Linked DNA regions of Mus musculus: region 2 is linked to region 1. A link is a loop called in an ENCODE intact Hi-C map of the cell type or tissue named here. Cell type or tissue: left cerebral cortex. All regions are shown on one strand.

What was found. Hi-C counts contacts between places; a loop is a spot of excess contacts. Peaks named below come from ENCODE experiments on the same cell type or tissue, not always from the same donor. Only the 100,000 strongest peaks of a DNase experiment are listed, where the experiment ranks them.
Region 2: a loop joins it to region 1, with 2.2 times the contacts of the local background. A loop is called at or near these places in 2 of 42 quality-filtered maps.

Annotation. Positions count from the first base shown.
Region 1 is chr9:20,897,259-20,899,758 of GRCm38, reverse strand. Eif3g (eukaryotic translation initiation factor 3, subunit G) reads left to right here and starts at 1,169. Exons shown (of 11, transcript NM_016876.3): 1 at 1,169-1,215; 2 at 1,335-1,381; 3 at 1,592-1,675; 4 at 1,783-1,871; 5 at 1,993-2,052. The coding sequence starts at 1,196. In left cerebral cortex, a CTCF peak has its summit at 1,062; a DNase peak (open chromatin) is centred at 1,113; H3K4me3 peaks cover 1,097 bases; H3K27ac peaks cover 862 bases.
Region 2 is chr9:21,068,569-21,071,068 of GRCm38, reverse strand. The region is part of intron 3 of Fdx2 (ferredoxin 2); the gene reads left to right. All of the region lies in intron 15 of Gm38431 (predicted gene, 38431), which reads left to right. Among named protein-coding and RNA genes, the nearest start is that of Zglp1, 2.7 kb to the right of the region's middle. In left cerebral cortex, a CTCF peak has its summit at 1,521 (motif pointing right); no DNase peak of the experiment used is centred here.

The DNA of each region.
Region 1 (2,500 bases):
AGGCTTAAAAACCCTGCAGGATCTTAAGTCAGGGTCACAGTTCAGGTCCTGAATCTGGACTGTGGCCCTGGTTAACCAGTCCTGACATGTATGCTCAATAAAGTGCCTCTCTCTGACTGAGACTGGGGCTCGTGTGGTCTGTGAGGGGACTCCTGGACCACAGCAGGAGGCTGGCTGCCAAGCCTGAAGGCCTGAGATCAATCCCAAGACCCACATAGTGGAAGGAGAGACTGTCTGCAAAGTGTCCCCTGACCTCCATGTGTGCTATGTATGCACAAGCATGCTGTCTTCAAATAATACAAACGCACAACAAGGTTGTAGGATAAACCCTAGCATGCTACACAGCAAAGGAGGCACAGGAGACCAGGTGGCCTCTTATTCAAAGAAAGGACGTCTTAGCACAGGACAAAAGGGTTTGGTCTGAGTCTGTTTCTTCTTCAACAAACCAGAATCCTGGTATCCTCTAAACGATGTGGGGCGAGGGCATTCTTGATACACGTGCTTTTCAGCCAAGCTTGTTGGCACACAATTATAGCCCCAGCTATTTGTGAATTCCTTGCGTTTAGGAGTTCAGGGGCAAGCCTGGGGAACAAAGCAAGACACCTTTAGTTTTGGAGACAGAGTCGCATGGAGCGCAGGCTAGTCTGGAATCCACGAGGTAGCTGAAAATGGCCTTTAACTCATAATTTTCCAGCTTCCACCTCCAGCACTGCGATTACTGATGGCTGAAAACTAATTCTCCGGGAAGAGGGAGAGAACGAATCAGTTCCGGGTGTGGCGATTTCATGTTCATATTCCCAGCACGGACGAGAGTAAGGTGGAAAGACAGCTATGAATTCAAGGCCACCCTGGGAATACTGCTCGTGAGCCTGTACTTTCAGCCTTTTGGAGTTGAGACAGGATTGTGAGGCTATCCTATCTATAGAGTGAGACACTCACGTCTAGCCCCATTACCCAAAGGGGGAAAAAAAAAGTTTAAAAAGTTCTTTGAAGCTTTTTTTTGGACCCCTTTTCCAGGTTGGATCTCAGCGCTTTGCGGTGCGCGAGAGCCGCGTGTCCACCTTTGTCCGCAGGGAGGCGCTGTGCTCACCGCGGTCTGGCCGCTCTAGGCTGCGGCCGCGGCACCGGAAGCCTCTTCTACTCCGGCTTCCTGTCTTTACCCGGGCTGGGAGCTGCGTGGAGTTAAGACTTCGAGATGCCGACTGGCGACTTTGAGTATGCGTGGGGTGGCGATGGGGTCGCCGGGGAGGCCGCGTGGGGGCTGCTCTGGGGTGCGTGGGGGTCTGGGCGGCGCGGGGGGCCGGGACCCGCTCACCAATCTCCTGTCCCCGCAGCTCGAAGCCCAGCTGGGCCGACCAGGTGGAGGAGGAGGGAGAGGACGGTGAGTGCCGAGCGTGGCCGCGCCCGCTGCCTGTTCCCGGGGCCCACGCTCCGGCTAGGGCCGCGCGTGGCCAGCCCCACCCTCGCCCTGCGCTGTGCCCCCGGTGCAACCCGCAAACACACAACACACACACACACACACTCTCTCTCTGACTTGAAAGTTCCCGTCCCGTGGCTCACTCTACCTTCCTCCCCGAATTCCCTCTGGCAGACAAATGTGTCACCAGCGAGCTCCTGAAAGGAATCCCTCTGCCCACCGGGGACACCAGTCCAGAGCCCGAGTTACTGCCCGGAGGTGAGCAGTGTCCATCCCTGCCTGCTTCCTCTTCCCTTCCGACTCTCAAGCCTACTTTCCAGCCAGTCCCCATTACCCGGGAATCAGTTTCTGTCATCTTCCTCCAGACCCGCTGCCACCTCCCAAGGAAGTCATCAATGGGAACATAAAGACAGTGACTGAGTACAAGATAGAGGAAGATGGGAAGAAATTCAAGGTGAGGTCGAAGTGGACACATAGGGCCAGTGCCTTTGTGTTCAGGGGTTCAGGTGGAGGGGTGTCAGTGGCTGAGACAGGGCCTGAGGCTCTGGAAGCACTCCTCTCTTATTCATCTTCAGATTGTCAGAACCTTCAGGATTGAGACCCGGAAGGCATCAAAGGCTGTGGCAAGGAGGAAGGTGAGATTCTACCTCATTTGGGGGGTAGGGTGTTCTCTGGGGCTGATCCTGAGGAGTTGGGAAGCCCCTTTTTGTTGATGTGGAGTAAACGTTTAGTGTTAGGCCTTGAAAGGTTAGGGCCCAGGAGTAGATGAAGTTAGATGCTTTATTTATTCATTTACTTTTGTTTTTTTATTGTTCTCCTTTTGTGTGCGGATGTGCGCAGCATCATCCCCCCCAGCACATGGCACAGCATACTTTTGGTTTGAGCTGGTCTCTCGGTATTAGGAACTAGACTAGGCTTGCTGGGCACTAACAGCCCCAGGGACCCTGCTGTCCCCACTTCCTGTCTGGCCTGCACCGGGAATGCAAGTTTGCCTCTGTGCACAGTGTTTGACTGTGGGTGCTCGGGGTCAGAGTCTGACGGACACTTGTGTGACAGACACTGTACTGAGACATACCCAGCCCT
Region 2 (2,500 bases), 170 kb before region 1:
AGAGGCTGTCTGTGACTTTGAGGCCAGCCTGGTGTCTACATAGCAAGTTCCAGGACAGCATACACAGTGAGTCTCTTTCTCAAAACAAACCCCAACCAGTAAAAAGCACTAGAGAGGTTGGGGGGCGGTGTGTGTGTGTGTGTGTGTGTGTGTGTGTGTGTGTATGTATGTGTGTGTATGGCTGATTCTGTTCCCGAGTCCGGCAGGCACTGTGCAGAACAGAATTTATAACAGTTCGGAAGCAAACAATTCATGTCTCTCGCGCCTCACCAGCTTTGTAAACTCCAAGCCGGTTTCTCTGAGCCTTTTGTTTCTTCTTTATAAAATGGTAGATTTAGCATCACTTTCAATGGCTTGTTGTGGGAATGAAAATAATTAATGCTTGGTAGAGAGGAGGGTCGACCAACAGCCAGCCCCAGGATAAAAAGGTGACTATAGATCCCCTAGCCAAAGGTGCACGAGCCCCGTGGTGGGCACTCCTTTGTCAGAAGCTGAGCGTCACAAGGCCTAGCTGAGCCTAGGAGCTGAAGACCAACCTCAGCAACACAGACCTAGATTAAACAAAGAGCACAAGTAAGGCCCGGCAGCTCAGGCCGGCAGTCCTGGCAGTTCAGGAAGCTGAACCAGGAGAGTGGAGAGTTCCTGATAGGGCTGTCATGGTGGCTCATGGTTAAAGGGCAGTTGCCACTAGGCCTGATGACTTGGATTCGGTCCCAGACTCGACACCACTTCCAGTTGTCCTCAGAAGTATACATGCGCACTGTGGTGTGCATATTCCCCACACGGGATCACACACAGAAATAAATGGGGGTGGGGGTTTGTTTGTTTGCTTATTTATTAAAGCTGCAGTAGTTATATAAGTTTAATATTTACCTAAAGTTATATGCAACATCTATGTACTTTAAATATACACATTATATATTGTGTAAGATTTGTTTTATGTAGCATATATAAATACATCAGTGAGGCATAACTGACGTAGGCACCAAAGGGTAGCTTTAGGCCCCACAGATTGAATATCCAGAACAAACACTTGTCAGGCCCACTTGGCTCATTGGCTCATGGGTGTCTTTTCGCAGGCAGCTCTCTTCCATCTGTGATTTGCTGCTGGTTTCACCTTCATTATCAAGTCAAAATCCTCATCTTCTTCTTTTTCGAGACAGGGTTTCTCTGTGTAGCCCTGGCTATCAACTCAGAAATCCGCCTGCCTCTGCCTCCCAAGTGCTGGGATTAAAGGCATGAGCCACCATGCTCAGCACATTCTTTTTTTTTTATTATTAGATATTTTCTTTATTTACATTTCAAATGCTATCCTCTTTCCTGGTTTCCCTTTTGGAACCCCCTATCCCTCCCCCCTTCCCCTGCTCACCAACCCACCCTCTCCCATTCCTGGTCCTGGCATTCCCCTATACTGGGGCATAGAGCCTTCACAGGACCAAGGGCCTCTCCTCCCATTGATGATATTTATTTCATATATGTAAGTACACTGTAACTGTCCTCAGACACACCAGAAGAGGGCATCAGATCCCATTACAGATGGTTGTGAGCCACCATGTGGTTGGTAGGAATTGAACTCAGGACCTGTGGAAGAGCAGTCAGTGTTCTTAACCAGTGAGCCATCTCACCAGCCCTGAAATACATGTTTAAAAAGCTCTCAAGGGCTTGGCATGGTGGCTCATGCCTTTAGTCCCAGCACTTGCAGGCAGAGGCTGGCAGATCTCTTGAGTGCAAAGCCAACCTGGTCTATGAGTGCATTCTAGGACAGGACAGCCAGGAATTTATGGTGAGACCCTGTCTTTAAAATTATCAAAAAGCAAACCTGTAGGCTCCTTTTTAGATTCAAATGAGCCTGGATAATTTACCAAGAATTTCTGTCTCAAAAATTACAAATTTGGGGTGACTCAGTGGATAAAGTCACTAATTCCTCCCCTGTCAAGGTGGACTGAGGGCAGAGGCTTTATTCACTGCCCTCTGAGGTCCACATGGATGCTGTGGCAGGGGTGTTCCACCCCCATGCTTGCATACACAGTAACAAAAGGTGTTTAGAAAAGGATTCTGAGGCCAGGCAGTGGTGCCACATGCTGCCTGTAATCCCAGCACTTGGGAGGCAGAGGAAGGTGGATTTCTGAGTTTGAGGCCAGCCTGGTCTACAGAGTGAGATCCTGGACAGCCAGGACTGCACAGAGAAACCCTGTCTCGAAAAAAAAGAAAAAAAGAAAGAGAGAGAGAGAGAAAGAGAAAGAGAAAGAAAGAAAAGGCTTCTAAAGGACTGAGGACGAAACTGCAGACCTCTTGTTTGCCCAAGACTCTAGAAACAATTCCGAATACCCTTTTACAAAGTCACAGGGTGAAGCTGATGGTGGCAAGGTGCAAATAACACCTTTATTTCCAGCACTCAGGAGGCACAGGCAGGTAGATCTCTGTGAGTTTGAAGCCAGCATGGTCTACACAGTGAGTTCCAGGACAGCCAGGGTTACAAGATAAAGAAGCCCATCTCAAA